Linked DNA regions of Mus musculus: region 2 is linked to region 1. Evidence: chromatin loops called from intact Hi-C (ENCODE). Cell type or tissue: gastrocnemius. All regions are shown on one strand.

Region 1 (8,000 bases):
GGGATCTGCAGTGCCGCCTAGCGGACATGCTCGCGGTTCAGGCTCCGGCCGACGACTGCAGCGCTCGGGCGCTCTCCACAACTGCGGAGAGAGTGGCTGAGAGGCGGAGGAGGGGAAGGCTCCAGGATGGCGTGGGGAGGGGCGCATGTCTCTCCTGGGAGGCTCGAGAACTCCGCCCGGACCCGCAACACGTACTGGCATCCTCCATCCTATAACTGCCCCAGAGTGACTTGGCTCTATCCCACATGTCGGGAATCTTTCCTGGCCTTAACCTCCCCCCCCCCCGCCCCCAGCCCCGAGGTTCTGGGATTTTGCTGCTTATGCCTAACTTCTCCCAGAAGAGCGTTTTATTAAAGTTTTTCTTTCTTTCTTTCTTTCTTTCTTTCTTTCTTTCTTTCTTTCTTTCTTTCTTTCTTTCTTTCTTTCTTTCTTTCTTTCTTTCTGGTTTTGTTTTGGCTAATATAATGCCAAGAAGGAGCTCGAAAGCTCGAACGTCCCAGTAGTCTTTCTGCAGGTCCCAGGCTTAAATTGCAGGGCTGAGGAATGTGTAGGCCTTTCCTATCAGAGCGGGTTTTTTTTTTTCTTTTTTTTTCTTTTCTTTTCTGGTGGGCAGGGCGAAGCGACAAAAGAACCTCTGCCCAAAGATGCAAGGTCGTGGTGGGCGAAGCTTGTGGGTCCCAATGCCAGCGGCCTGTGGCTGGTACTGGTGAGGGGGCTTAGACAGCGGCCTGCCTTTCAGATCCCAAGGCCGGGGTCCTGAGATGTGGGGGGCTTCCATGGCATCATCTACTTCCCAACCTGGTGGTGTTCGGAGTTTGTCCAAGCACCTGGGGTGGTGAGCTGGCCCATGTTCTCAAGAAGCTCAGGCCAGCCTAGTGTCTCTCCTCCGAACCAGAGTGGCAGCAAGGCCGCAGTGTTCCTTCTCCTGGCGCCAGGTCTGGGTGCCAGAGTTTCAGGCCGGCAGGCTGCACCCTTCGGGGAAGCAGCAAAGAAGCCAGAGTCTTCCCAAAGTCTGCTCCTGCGCCGGTCCGCTGTGCGTGCCACCCGGGGGAAGGTTCCCCCTGCGTTAGGCTGGTGCTAAGGAGCAGGGTGGGAAAAAAAAATCTAAAAAGCCACTGAGTCCTATGCAAATGGCATCAGGGCCCGGGTGGCTGTTCCTCCCAAGGTCCAAAGCGGAGGGTAGACTTGGCGCGTGGCTCAAAGACGACAGAGAGAGCTGGGACAGAGGGAAGCCAGAGGCTGGGAGAACCCAGAAAGGCCTAACTCCAGGAGGGTGCGCCATGGGGTGCGCGCTCTACGTCCTTAACTCTCTGGTCCCAGGATCCACCGAAGGGTGTCCTGTGCCCAGCGCTCCAACAGCTGAAGAACTCCAGCTCCAGCAAGGGCCTCTAGGTCTCGCTGAGACCGGGCCATCTCCCTACCCTGTTCTTCCCAGCTTCTGCTGCCGGGTGATGAGGCTCAAGTTGGGAAGAAGGGAGAACGCAGCGGGGATCCACACATGGATCCTGCCGCGCCGTTCGCCCTGAACAGCACAAAATCGCTTCTGCGAGGTGAAGCAGGGCCGCCAAGACGCCTCGCATTGCTGAGTTTAAAAGGGGATTTTTGGGTTCCTGGAGCCGGAGCGCACTCTTGCAACCCGGACTGGGCAACCGCACAGCTGCGGAGCGATCTGGACAGGGAAAAGCAGCCTGGGAGAAGGCCTGCCATCCGCTCTAACTCCAGCAGGAAGAAGACAGGCGGCGGGTGGGGTGGGGTGGGCAGGGTGTGAAGGGGGTTGGGATATTTGACTATCTCTAGGTCTAAAAAACTCACTTTGTTCCCGAAGGACAAGAAGGTCCTGCCGGCTCTCTCCAGGTCAGCAAATGTCCTCCCATCCCTGCTAGTCTGTCCCGGCTGTCTGCCCCAGGCCGGGGATGCTTGAACTGCGAACAGGGGAACGGCTAGGCAGTCGCGTGTCCCGGGGGTAGGGGGGCCTCTGGCTCAGCCGGGCGAGTCCCAGCCTGCTCTACTCTTTGCACAAAACGAAACTCAAACGCCCCCCCCCACCCTTAAAATGGAAATTTAACAAAAGCCAAAGCTTCTATTTTCTCTGCTTTCACTTTTCACACAGCAGCTTCCCAGAGATTTAAATAAAAACGAAATGAGCAATTAGCTAAGGCTACTATCTTTCCACATTGGAATTCTTTCTTGAAAAAAACATTTTCCCCTAAGGCCAATCATTCAGCTGGCCAGCCCTTCTGAAGCTTTCGCCTATTCAAGAAAATCACAACAAAGCAGTAGGAAATTCATAGCCACGATCCTGGGCTGAAGATATTAGGGAGGTCCCGGGAATCCGCAGCGGCTGAAACCGCTTTAATAAAAGGAAAAAATAAAAAGATAATAAGAAGTAAAACCTTTTAATACATCAAATATACGGAATTTTAATCTTTAAAGCGATACATTGTCTATTATTTTAGCACATGACGTAAACCTTGTCCCCTTCTCAGCGGGTGGACTTAAAAATTAAAAATAGTTAAGTGTTCCTTTTAAAGAACAAAATAAGGCAAATGAGGTTTTGGAATAGAATTGTTTTTCCTTTTTTTTTGTTTTCTTCCAGAATACATACAAAAAAATACCCATTCTCTTTCGATGGTATACACCTTAAAAATAATTGCAATTTGAAATCAGAGTTGACAAATTGTGACTTATTTTGTTTCGTCGTTTTCATTTCTTTTTTGTAACAAACATGCATGTAAATTTGAGTTTCAATCAGACATTAAATAAGAACGCACAATACAATCATAGCAATTTTAAAGTAACATTAAAGAGAAGACCCCTAATTCTGTAGCGGCTTTGTTTTTATTTATACTCTACAAGGGATCGGAGGGTTTGTTTTCCACATATTTACCCTCGAGTTTTAATTCCCCCCCTCCTCCTTTTAACCTACGGAGCTCAAACTAAATAATGCACTTTTGAACCACGGGTCCGCTTGGAGCTAACATAAATAAATACCAATGTTCACCGGCGAAGTCCTCAGATGAACACTTTTTCAATTAGTTTTCCTTCTTTTTCTATAAAAAGTCAAATGATTTTTTTTCAACTTTTATAAAGTTTGATTGGGGGAGTAGGGGTGGAGGAGAAGTTTCGCATCCAGGCTCTCTCGATCTCTGTGGTTGGGTGGATAGGTAAGATTTAAACTTTCTTTTCCCTTCCGTAGCCCGGGTCTTCTGCCCCTGCGGGTGTCAGGAACCTCGCTCGGGTCCTGCCCCTCCCTCGCTCCTCCCATCCCCCAGATCCTTCCTCTTTCCAAATTCCTCTGGGCCGCCCTCACTGATACCCCAGTGCGGAGGCAGTGGTCAGTCTCTGTCCGTAGAGGGCATAAGGGGAGTAGTATGGTCCGGTGGCGGCAGGCACCGGCACTGGGGCACCGGGCGTGGGGAGCGGGCTCTTGGAATACGGGTGGTAGCGGCTGCTGAGTCCCAGTGCGTGGTGGGGGCTGCGCAGCGCCAGAGTCCCTGGGCTGCCCGGTGCGCCCGACGTGGGGATGTGCATGTGACAAGCCATGGCTGCTGCTGCGGCGCTGGCGAGAGACGAAGAACTGGGGTAGCCCGACAGCAGTTTGTCTGTCCCTGGGAAGGCCGTATGGGTCCGCAAGTGGCTCAGCAGCTCTTCGGAAGTGGCGAAGCGCTTGTCGCACGGCCCATTAGCAGACACCCAGTTGCAGATGTGGGGGAGCGGGTCGTTAGGGAGCATGAAACCGTAGGGGTAGAGGGGGTGGCCGGCTAGGGAGGGTGGTGTGGCGCCCGCAGCGGCCGCAGCCGTCAGCGAGGAGTGAACGCCGTGCAGTGGGTGCGTGGGGTATACTAGCGGGTATCCCGATTTGAGCGCTGCTGCTGCAGCGGCCGGATCATGAGCGCACGAGGCGCTGGCGGCTGCAGCCCCGGCCAAGTGGCTGGCGCAGTGGTAGCTGAGGCAGTATGGGTCCCGGCACAAACTAGCTGTCATCACTGATGGAGGCGACGCCCCGGCCAGAGGACTCGAACCCGCTGGCTTACTGCAGCCAAGAGAGCCGGCTGCGGCCGCTGCCAGCTGAGCCCCTACCAGGCTGCCAGGTTTAGTGGGGTCGAGTGCCACACCGTGTGGCAAGAACTGGGGCGGGTAGCCAGCGTAGGCCCCAGCCAGGCTGCCTGGGTAGGTCATGCCCGCAGGGGGTAGAGGGAACACTGTCTGGCCCGGTTTGTAGGGAGATACCGGGGCCACCAGACCGGAGCCCAAAACCGACGACGAGGTGGGCGCGCTGGGGCCCGAACCCGAGCTTGAGCTGGAAGAGCCGCCACAGTCCGAGCCTAGAGCCTTGCCTCCTGGACCCCCTTCCGAGTGCTGGTTCACGTCCACGTTAATTCCGCCGCCGCAGCTAATCCGGCCGTGCCCCAGCCCGGCGGGTACCCCGTCTGCCGAGGCGCCCCCGGAGCCTTTGCTGCTGCCACCGCCGCCAGCTTCCGGATCTTTCTTGTCGTCCTTGCCCTCCGGGCCACCCCCGGCGGAGGGCAGCATGCCTCCCGGCGAACAGGCCGAGGCGCTGGAGCTGGGACTGCCTGTCCTGGGCGTAAATGGCTGGCAGGTGGCGCTCGGTACCCGGAATCCTGACTTCTCTGCAGCAACACCCCCGCCGCCGCCCCCGCCGCCGCCGCCTCCGCCGCCGCCTCCCGGCTCCTTCTTATCTGAACCGGGTTTGGAGTAAGGCTTGAAACTCGACTTGTCCTCCACGCCGATGTCGCTCAGCTTCAAGGGGCCCGACTTGGCGTCCTTGTCGCCCCCAGCTCCGTTGCCTGCACCACCCGCGCCGCCGCCGTTGGAGGCGACCGAGGAGAGTTTGGAAGAAGGCGAAGGGTCCGGCTTCCCTATCTGCGAACATGTTTGAGCCAGCAGCGCCAGTGGGCTCTTCTTGGCGTCCAGCTGCGGAGTCAGATGGGGAGGGGTTCACACAGAGAAAGAGAGAAACCCTTTAGAAACCTGCACTTAGGGTTCTAGTGCCCTTCGTAACAGCCCGCGAAAAGCATTTCAACTTCCAGGCGCAATTCTAAGTGGCACCCCACTCCGTATCCTTGGGAAAGATGCCAGAACCCCCTGGTCGCTCTAGGATCCTTCCTGAATTCTTTAAGTCACTACTTAGATTTGGAAACAATCTCTCGCAAATGTTTTGGTTTTCATCCCTTTAGATCCAGAATTGTACCCTCTTCCCCAGCACACACTCCTTGATTCTAAAGTGTGAGTGCTTGAGTGGTTGGCGCCTCCGAGGCTGTGTAAATATACTAGCTTCTGAGGAAGGCGACTTTGGAACAGTATACAGGCCCTTGTCCGCCTAGGGGCCGATGGGGGAGGGCTAGGTACATAGGGACTTTAATACAAAAAGGAGACAAGTTTGTGTGGCTTTGCCCCTTAGAATTTGCACCCAATTTCATCTCGTTGCTCTCTACTGACTAAGGTTGAGGAAGTACTGTCCTTTCCTCCCATCCTGGAGCTGAATCACTTCGACTGCCCCCACCCCCACTCCGAGAGCCCCAGATCCCAGGGGGGAAAGAAACCCCACAGGAAGGCAGCCCTGGTAGGGGACTCAGCTTGACCCCGAGAGAAGGTCCTTACCTCGATGGGGCTGACGGGCGTGGAAGGCAGGGGTTGCAAATACTCTGGGTGCAAAATGTGGCCAGTCCGTGCCGTCAGCATCTTCAGCACCTTGATGGGCAGGCGGTTAGCCTGGCGCAGGGGGTCAGAGGGGGGCACAGCGTGCACAAAAGGCTTGGTGCTGCCGGCCGGGGAGGAGCCTGGGCCGTGGCCGGAGCAATTTCCAGAAAGCGCGCTGGTCCAGGCAGGGTCCGCGCTGCCGCCGCCGCTGCCGCCGCCGCCGCCGCCGCCGCCGCCGCCGCCGCTGTGCTTACTGCTTCTTAGGGCAGAAAGCGAGGGCGCTGTGCTCATGACCCACCCGCGCGCATGGGAGCAGCGGGGGGAGGGCTCCGAGATGCGCGGGGCGGGCTCGGGGCTGCGCGCTCGCCCGGGGAGCGGGAGCAGCTGGAGGAGGAGCTGGCGCGGCGGACGCGGGAGCCCCGCGCGCTTTCTCGCCGCCGGGAGCCAGAAGCGAATAATCCTGGGTGGCCCGCAGCGGAGCCGTGATGGGGCTAGAAGAGCAGGACAGACTGCGGGAGTGTCCCCGCGGTGCGCGGTGTCTGCCTCGGGCTGCGCCCTGCGCTGCGCTCTCCCGGCCCCGAGCCGGCGCTGCGCTCTGCGATGTGTGTCGCTGCTTGTCCAGCCCGGGCTCTGGCGAGGAAACTCACTTCAAAAGCAGCTGCACCGAGGGGGAGATTAAAGCCTTTGCCGCCTTCCAATCAAATGGGAGCCCGAGGTGATTGGAGGGTCAAGGGGATGTGACGCGTCCCGCGCCGCCGCCACCGCCAGGAATCTCAGAGCTGGTTTTAATGGGCAGCTCCCTCTTCGCCGCCCCTCGGCTTGTCCCCTCCCTCGATTTCGCTACCCGGACGAGATGGACATTTATTCTACGTTTGTCATCTACCGCCTTCCTTCTTTTTTCTCTTCGTCGTTCTTCGTTTTCCCAGCAGGAAAACAAACTGAAACCTTTGGAGGGAGGGAGTGTTAACAGACTTCGGGAGAAGAAACGCAGGCGGTAATGTGGATACCTGCTGAACAGTCAACTCCAGGGATGAGTGGGAGCCTGTATACAAAAAAAATCTTTTCAGAAATTAAGATTTTGCGTGGCGCGGCCACCCGGGTAAGGAAAGTCGATGCTGCAGAAAGTCTGCCCGCCCGCTTGGATTTCCAGAGGTTCAGCAGCAGAGAAACCAGAAGCTAGAAGGGCAACGGAGGCGGTGGCTGCTCGTCCTCGCGACGTGCGCCGGGCTCTCCGCCCTTCCCGGTCACGTGACACCGAAGGACGCTCAGATTGGGGCTTGAGCGGGGGGTCACATGTTTCCCCTGTTTCACACTTCAGCCCCCCCCCCATTCTTGCTTTCGTCTTGCTACTCTCCCCCCCCCCCGCACCCCCTGTTTCTCTGGGCATCTCCACCCCTCCATCAATTGTCAATGTGCCTCGACCGCAATCAATCAGTTATTTGTCAGCTCTTGTCAATCTGCCCGTGATTTATGTCAGCTTTTGTTGCTGATTACAAGGCGGGTGAGACTTGAAGGGAAAAAGAGAGACCTAGAGTGAGACAGAGGAAGGAAGAGACCGAGAAGAAACTGAAGGAGGGGGAAAGAGCAGCAGCCTCCTGGCACCTGTGTGTGTGTTTGTGTGTGTGGAGGGTGTGTAAGAAAAAGAAAGAGGGGAAAGGGGCGTCCACAGTCAGGAAAATGAAATAGTGAGAGTAAAGTGCGCAGGTGCACCCAGGACTCCTAGTCTGGAGCACCGGCCTGGGATGTGCTCACTCCCTCTTGGGGTTGTGGAGACAGACACACCTTCTACCTTTGGGTGCTTCGGTCAATCCGGGTCGCCCAGTTCGGGTCTGCTGAGTACCTAAGAACGACGCTGGAGGCGACGTCTAACGCGGAGGTTTCCCGCCTCTCTGGCATAATCCCTCCCGGGAATGTAACTTGAGGATGTCCAGTTGTCGACCTCGGTAGTGTTCCCACCCCAGACTCGGGAATTTCTTTCCAAAGAGCCATGCCATCAAATATAGCCCGAGTTCTGGAGGTTACTTGTAGAATAAACCTCCTTAATTCTGTGACCCGTGTTCGTAGCGAGAGTTGAATAGCTCAAGAGAAGAGGCCTGACCATGTGCATAGGCAAACAGGTCTCAGGCTCGCTCTCCTCCTCTCCCGGGTCCTTCGCCACTACCCTCCGCTGGCCATCCCGACAGTCCTGGGAGCCGGGACTTAATCGGGCTGCTGGACGGCATGATGTAGACCATCCAGACAGGACTGACCTATGCGGGGAGAGGAGAGGGAAGGAACGCGAGAGGGAGGGGCGGCTGCCTGTGGAAACCGGTTCTTCCAGGGAAGCGGAGCGGGACTTC
Region 2 (8,000 bases), 800 kb after region 1:
TGATCTACGGTATTGTTTAGACATGAACCATGCTGTCCTTCAGATAACCCCAGAACCTTTTGTCTCTTTTGTCAAATTTCAGTTTCTAAATTTTGTCACATTCACTTTTCTCCCTTAGAATAGATGATTTCTATTCTGTTATTGGGGAGGGATGTTATTTTTAATTTTATTTTGAGTAAGTGGAATATATTCTATGTCAGGCTCATTTTAGATATTTAAGCAATTTTAAGAGTGAATAATAAAATATGTGACTTGCTATGCTTGTCAAATATGCAGCCTCATGCTTTATTCAGAGCTCTCTTATGGATGTTTTAGGACTCAGGAAAAGTCCTTGACCTTGTGTGATTTGTTCCTGTTCTTTCAGTTTTTTTATAAAGATTATCTACTATTTTTAATTATGTGTGTGTGCATGTGAGTACAGGTGCTTACAGAGGCTGTCACTGACAGATCCCGTGGAGCTGGAGTTACAGGCCATCGTGAGCCATGCAATTCGGGTCCTGAGGACAGATCTCTCGTCCCCTGGAAGAGCAGCTCATGCTCTTAGCCACAAAGCTGTTTCTCTAGCCCATGACTGTTTCTTGAGCATCCTGTCTGACGGTCATCTCTGCCTATCTGAAGATGAGCAGCACTTACCACACCATTCCGAGCCCTTTGTGCCAGTAGTAACTGTGAGCCACTGCTGTGCATGTGCCTCCTCTCTTCAGCTGGAACAATGGCTCTTTGAATGGAGAGATCCATGAGGCTTTTGGGTTCTTTTAGATTGCACCTGAGATGAGAACTCAGTGAGCAATCTGGAATGTTTATTTGTGCATGTGTGAATCACCCAAATTGTAACAGGCATCTTTCCTGAAATCATGGGAAATATGTTCCTTAAAAAAGTGAAGTTCTAAACGTCTGGCAATTAATGAATGGAATACCATAAAAATGTAATGGAGCAATGACCATGAAGATACTTTATAAATTATTACATGCTTAGTACATATTGGACTATGGTTGAATTATCTCACATTTCACCTGCTTGCTTCTAATTGTCACTGGTCAGTTGAGGAGGCAGGCTTTCTTCATTGTTTCTTTGTTCTCTGGTTTCATCCTGACCTTGACTCTGGAGCAGTGACCCTCAGCTAGATAACCTGACATTCAGCAGTGAGTCACCCTCGGCTATTACCTGCATTTGTCAGGGATGCTCACGCAGCATGTGTGCAATTCGCCCATGTTCCTCAGCCACTGTCTCTGTGATGAAACATCTTCTGTTCCAGAAATCTTGAATCTAATTTGACAAAAGCACACTACGAAGCCCCTTCTGTCTTTTTCCCTCCTCCCAACTGCCAATAACGTCTGCTGCAGACTTGAACTCACAAGCTAATTGAACTTCCCTGCAATCTTTTGCATAACCTCTTCCCATAGAGACTTGGTGCCGTTATTAGATACACTCTCAGAAGCTACCTCACTGACCAGAGATGGGTCACCCTGACAACAGAGTGGATCTGAACCAGTTTAGGGTTTATCAAATGGTGCTTTTCACATGGATTTATACTTTTTTATTTGATTTAATTGTAACATCCTTGAGGATAGGAAAAAATTATTAAAAATATTCTAGAAAAAAAACATAGACTGTCTGGAACTGGAGCAATAACTAAGGAGAGAAACCTGGGAATAAAAAGTGCAAATCAGAGATAGTAACTGCACACTTCTGTGTCTGAGTGTGCCAGCCTCCAGTCGGACCAATTATAACTATATGTCCTTGGATAAGTGACTTAACCTTTCTAGGTCACATCTGTAATTCAGAGATAATAAGAATATTTGCCTCCTATGGATGTTGATAACAAATGTAAAGTGTTTGTAGCAGTGCCTGCAGCATAACAGAGGCAAAAAAAAAAAAAAACCCAAAAAAAAAAAAAACCGAAACAAAACAAACAACAAAAAAAACTGTGTATCTACTATCATCAACACCATGGCCCTATTAGTTCTTTCATACAACATCAGCAAGATAGGCAAAAGGCAAGAGAATACACTATAAACATCAGGTGGCATGTATGTAGATTTACTCTACCAAAGTATATGTAGGCCAGGGGCTAGAAAAATATCAAGTACCCCTCGTGTGCATTGTTTTAAAATGTTATATGTGTTATATACTATTGATGACACCCTGAACTAGGGATCACTTCTGTGGTATGCCATAGACACTGAAATAGGCATTGAACAATGAAGCAATCAACCCAGAGGTCATAGTTAGTTACTTAAGATATGGATCTAACCAATCTGCATGCTTCACACACGGTGGATGTGTGTGCTTCAGGAGAAGAAGGGCTTCTGATGATCTAAAGTCATTTATCCAAAAAAATTCAATGAATATTTAGGGAATATCTTTGCATTTAAGATCCTTGACAAAGAGAAAATTTTGAAAATGTTTTTTGTCAAAAAGAAAATTGCATGAGGGCACATGCAGTCCAGTCCTGGGCCTGAGAACAGTGCCAATGATCACGCTGAAGGTACAAGTGTTAACCAGGAAAAGTGAAGTGCTTGTGGGACATGTGAGGGATGGATTTAGAGAGCCATGGGAAGATATTCAGGTGTTTGGGGACTTTATAATTTAGTGACTTTGAGCAAGCTGGCCCAGCTTGATGTGGGAGGCTTCGTGTCTACAGTGGTCAAATGAAGGTTTCTGCAGGATCTCAGCTACATACCTTTAATGTTCTGAAACTCAAACACCTTGCGTTGTTCACCCCCATACTTGCATTTATCAGTGCCATTTATTTAAGATTTGTTTTCTATTTTGTGTTTGCACATTGGTCATTCATTCATTTAGCCTGACTATTCATGCTGTCCTGTGAGTTTTCCGTGTGGTTTGTTTCCTCAGTTAAACTTTGGTCTAGCTGGGGGATGTATTTAACATCCAGGACTTCTCAGCTTTCGGAGTGTCCTAAATGGAATGGCCTACAATCAATGCTGTTCAGACACATGATAATGATGCAACAATATTTAAAGCCACCAAGAGTTGAATGTGGCATTCATGAATACTGCATAAGATCCTCCTTCAGAAGCTTTTATAGAGATCCTGTCCTTTTTGTAAGGTACTGGGATTTGTAGTTAGAAAGCTAAAAATGAGTCTGATAACTCCAGTCTTCAAGAAGCTTACCAAAAGGACCTTCCACACAACCATCCTAGCATTCAGGACTAACTAATAGAGTCCTTTCCTACAGACCTTCAATCTCATGACAACACCCCCACCCTGTGGTTGCCTGCTATCTCCTTGAAGAGTTCACGGACTCCGAACTCACTACTGCCCTTTCTGGCCAAGGTAACATCATGGCCACTCAAATTCTAGGTGGAGGGATATGTCCTAATGAAGAGCCATAGTCTCTTATACTGTCAAGGAGCCATGGAGACCATCTTCAAGCTAGAAAGTTGAAAGATGATGGGAAGTGGACTAGAAATGTAAAGTTCCTTTGTTGGCTCAGAGTCATGGCAACATAAAGGCAAAGGGCATGCTGTGAGACTATCTCATGTAACAGTGGCAGGCTGGAGACAAGGTCAAAGGACCTGTTAGAGACAGACAGGAGCAATGATTTGGAAGACCTTGAATGCTCTCCACATGTCAGGTAAGGGGATGGCCCTTATGAAAGTCATAATTCTACCTCTCACAAGTAGTTGGCTGAGTAAATCCCTATCTGTAATCAAATCTGCCATGTGTCCCTGTACCCATAGCCCATAACTCAACTGGACAATTACCCCTACACCCCCCCACACATACATCCCTCCCCCCCCCCCCCACACACACACCATGGTTTTCCTTCAGTTCAAAGACACATGGTTGGACGAGGAATTATTATAGGGCCCTCTGCTGGCCTGATTTTCCAAGCAGATCTGGTTCATGGGCATCACAGCTCTGTGGGGAAGCTATGTCCGTCTGCCTTACCTGACAAAGCCTCTGAGTGCTGCTTACACTGCTGGACATGTGCCAAGTGGTGTACCACCTCAGAGAGAGAGGGAGGGAGAGGGGGGAGAGAGGGGGAAGAGAGGGAGAGAGAGAGAGAGAGGGAGAGAGAGAAGGAGAGAGAGAGAGAGAGAGAGAGAGAGGGGGAGAGAGAGAGAGAGAGAGAGAGAGAGAGAGAGAGAGAGAGCTGATTTGGGGTTGGGACAGGTGTGGGTCAGTGATAAACAGGTCTTTGCCCATGATTTTGTCTCTCCCTATGATACTGAACCCATCACTAGCAAAGAAATTTAATGCAATGATTTCTCCAAAAGCCATCGAACCCCATTGTAGCCCTGCCTGAACATATAAATATACCCTTCCTGAGGACATATTTGCATTTTTGGGTGAAAGAAATCCATATATATGGCAAAGATGTCTCTGTAATTATAGAAAGTTTATTTCTGTCCCCAGATGTCAGCAATCAAATTCCCCATAAATATATTTTGTGTAAATCTGTCGGCAGCTGGTCTCCATTCAGTTTTCTGGAGATATTAGCCTGTCTTTGAGTTTATGACAAAGTTAAAAATTATTCATTAAACTGACCTGCAGTATATTCAGTAACTGGAAAATTGCCTTGCCGTTCTATTTGGTTTGTAGATGTGATCACAAGTAAATTTTTAACTTAATTAATTGGCCGTTTCTGTTGACAAGAAATTTATGTGGTAATAATTTGCTCGAAATAGATGCCGACTGTAGGAAATGAGATATCCATCATGGGCTTGTGTTCCAGCAGCTGCACAGTGGCTATTATGAAAGTATTTCAGCCTGCGTCGACCCCAGTGTTTGTGCAGTCAAGATTATATATACCCACGATCCATGGCCTGCCAGAGAGGCGCTGGTGGAGGTCTATGATAACAAAGACTCCGTGATTTATGGCTTGCTGTGAAAGCAGAGCTTGATGAGATTAAACAATTTCATAGCACAAGTGTTTCTCAAGACCTGATTTGTAGTTGCAAGCTGATGGTAAATCACATTTATATATCTGCAAGCGTGCTCAGCAGAGGACTGCAATTACAGTTTAAGACAGCTACTTTTTATTTAATTTTTATCCTGGTTTTGTCTCTTTTATATCCCCCTTCGTCTGCAAACCGTTCACCTTCACAAGTCCTTTCGTGGTTAGGAGGCCAAAGATTGAAGTCAGTGATCTTCTTCTTGTCCTCTTGCCAGCTGGGAGGGAGGGGGGGTGGAGTTCTCAGAGCAGTGCGGACTGGCTCAAACTGGCTTTGACTGGTGTGAGCTCTTTGTTCTATTCTGTGTCCTGTTTGCCTTCCTCAGGGTGTATAGCAGACACTTGTGCTACTTGGCACACAGATGGAGGCCAGAAGCCGTCCTCATCCTGGTTGGGAGGGCATCATCTTGTACATGATGTCTGGGAAAGATGGGGATTGCTTTCATTTTGGAAGTCAGAGTGCAGTGTAGTAGGGGAATGAGGAAGCTCACAGCTGGCTCCCCTTGAATGTGACATTGGAACTGTGCTTTTCATGCAGACCCCTGAGGACTAAACTCTGGAACCAGTCCACTTAGTCACTTAGTGATCTAAAAAAAATGATCTACTGTGGCCTCATCTCTGTGCTAAGTAAGCAATAGGACAAACATCTCTGCCTTCCTCACAATACATGGGTGTGTGTGTGTGTGGCTAATAATAATAATGACAATGATAATAACATAGTCTTAAATGGTTGGTGCTTACATTACTGGAGGTTGGAAGGGAAGAAAACAGCATCACTCCTAGCTGAGGAGGCAGAGAGAATGAACAAGGCAGGGACTTACAAAGTAGATTGTAATTTAAGTAGTGGGAAGAGAGTTCTGGACATTGCAATGGTTTGTATAGTCGAAGACGTGGGCTCAACTATGATAATTGTATCACTGGATAATTGTAACAACGGTATAATAATAGCAGTACACATTTCCAGTACATCATCTTACTTACTCTTGGAAACCCAGACCTTGAACATTCTTGTGATCTTTGATTCTCGAATGTTTTGTTGTCTTTCACCATGGAATGGTGAAACGAGCAAGAAAGCATTGTGCCTCTAGGCCATCAGTCAAAGCTCGAAGAGCTCTGGCTGTTCACATGGGCCTGGTATAAACACAGTCACTGGGTAGAGGGACTCAGAGAAAGTCACAGGGACAGGAGGTGATGCGATGAAGAGGGCTGAGATGGGAGTGCACTTTGATGATGGAAAGAAAGAAATGCAGGAGAGACAGGGCAGGGGCAACTCCAAGCATTTCTACTCCTCACAGCATCCAAAAGAAGCAGCTTGATTTCACCTACCAGGACCTGTTTACAAATGGCTAACATTCAAACAGTAAGTCTGTGCTCTTTTAAGACACAGAAGCCATGGCAGTGTGTACAGAAAACCTATACAAGAGCTAGCACATTTTACTGGGCTCCACATTGAGTCTGTAACTGATTTTAGTAGGATAGTGAAGGAGGTGTTTTTGATTTCTGTATTTTCCCAATTCTGTACTAGTTGCAAGGCTGGTAGTATTTCTGCCTATTTTGCTCACAAACCTCTAGTGCCTAGGACAAAACACAAGATGTACTCACATCCATTAGATACGAGTTCGGGGATTAAGTGAATGATTTCATTCTGTCTGTGGAATATGGTTGGCCATTCTCTTCAGGATTCAGCTTCTCCCAAGCCAGACTGCTTATGTCTGAACTGGCCATTTATGAGACACAAAGGAAGAAATGCCTCTCCATTTCTTATGGTCTAAAAACTTATAATATCTCAATGTAGTAAGGAGGTCATTAAAGCCTGGACTGAGAACCTCTAATAGATGTATACTAATGTGTGGCTAATTGTGGTATGTGTATACACATATGCATACATACATGTATGTTTTCATAGATTATATTTTGTCTTGGCAACAAGAAAGTGGGTGAATTTTATACAGAACTTTACCCCATGTTCGTTTTGTCTTATATTTTTTATAAAGTGTTTTCTTTCTTAAATCCCCATCCTTTCTAGATATTTTTTTCAAAAAGATTTCTTTATTTTTATTTTGTGTGTATGAGTGTTTTGCTTGCATTATGTATGTACACCATGTGTGTGCCTGGTGCCCATGGAAGCCAGAAGAGGGCATTGGATACCTTGAGCTGTTTTGGCAGATGGTGGTAAGCCCTTGGTAGGTGCTTGGACCTAAGGACAGTTCCTCTACAAGAACAGCCAGTGCCCTGAACCACTGAGCTATCTCTCCAGGCCCATCCATGGTATTTTCTACCTATTTGTTATTCTAGGTTTTGTGCCCCTGGAGTCTTTTAGCTGGGTGCCTTCAAGCCCAGGCTTCTTCATCAAGACAGCACAGATGCTAAACTGACCAATGAAGTTCTTTATTGGGGAACAAGCCAATCCTCTATCTTTGGCCAGGCTTCCAGAAACCTGCTTGAAAAATCTGGGGAAAGCAAGAGAGCTGTTTCTCCCTCTAGGGTACTAGTGTATTAGCCTCCCAATAAAAGTTAATTGAATTTAATTTTATGTTTTAAGTGTGATGCATTTTAAAGTTCTCCCCAGTGCTAGAGTCCCCATTGAAAAAGCAGTAAATTCATATTATTAAACCACCAAATGTAATTCAGCTCAAATAAGCATATTTGGCAATCTTTATTCTGGGTGTGTGGGACTGACCTTGCCTTGAAACTAAATCACTCCATCCCAGACAAAGTCTGTTTGGAGTTAATTGAGGAAGCAGTGGAGAAGTGCAGTGGGTCACTCGGAGCTTTTTATTCTTTTTCTGGCTCTCACTCAAAGACTTGCCATGGTATACGTTTTCTAATGCCAGGGCCTCCATCCTTTTATAAACACCAATAGTTACCGCAGTGTGGGAGGTGATAAAGTGATGTAGGTCTTCCCTCTGGAGACTGCTCATCAGATGACCTGCTCTTCCAGCTCATTTTAATAGGGATAATTTGTTGCTGGAACATTACAGAGTAGCCTGTGGTAGGAGAAAGCACACTCGGCTGGAACTCAGACAACCTGAATAGTGAACCCAGCCCATCTATTAACCAGTAGAGTGACCTCAGGGT

The links. Peaks named below come from ENCODE experiments on the same cell type or tissue, not always from the same donor. Only the 100,000 strongest peaks of a DNase experiment are listed, where the experiment ranks them.
Region 2: a loop joins it to region 1, with 2.7 times the contacts of the local background. A loop is called at or near these places in 3 of 42 quality-filtered maps.

The regions. Positions count from the first base shown.
Region 1 is chr14:21,981,582-21,989,581 of GRCm38, forward strand. Zfp503 (zinc finger protein 503) reads right to left here. Exons shown (of 3, transcript NM_145459.3): 1 at 7,444-8,000; 2 at 5,623-6,703; 3 at 2,381-4,935. The coding sequence starts at 5,952. The coding sequence ends at 3,307. A330001L22Rik (a long non-coding RNA gene) reads left to right here and starts at 7,894. Exons shown (of 2, transcript XR_001781181.2): 1 at 7,894-8,000. In gastrocnemius, CTCF peaks have their summits at 4,587 and 6,242; DNase peaks (open chromatin) are centred at 25, 963, 1,216, 1,675 and 7 more places; H3K4me3 peaks cover 8,000 bases; H3K27ac peaks cover 8,000 bases.
Region 2 is chr14:22,778,668-22,786,667 of GRCm38, forward strand. All of the region lies in intron 5 of Lrmda (leucine rich melanocyte differentiation associated), which reads left to right. All of the region lies in intron 1 of Gm30926 (a long non-coding RNA gene), which reads right to left. Among named protein-coding and RNA genes, the nearest start is that of Gm30926, 19 kb to the right of the region's middle. In gastrocnemius, CTCF peaks have their summits at 3,241 and 3,876 (motif pointing left); DNase peaks (open chromatin) are centred at 3,912 and 5,254; H3K4me3 peaks cover 661 bases; H3K27ac peaks cover 1,384 bases.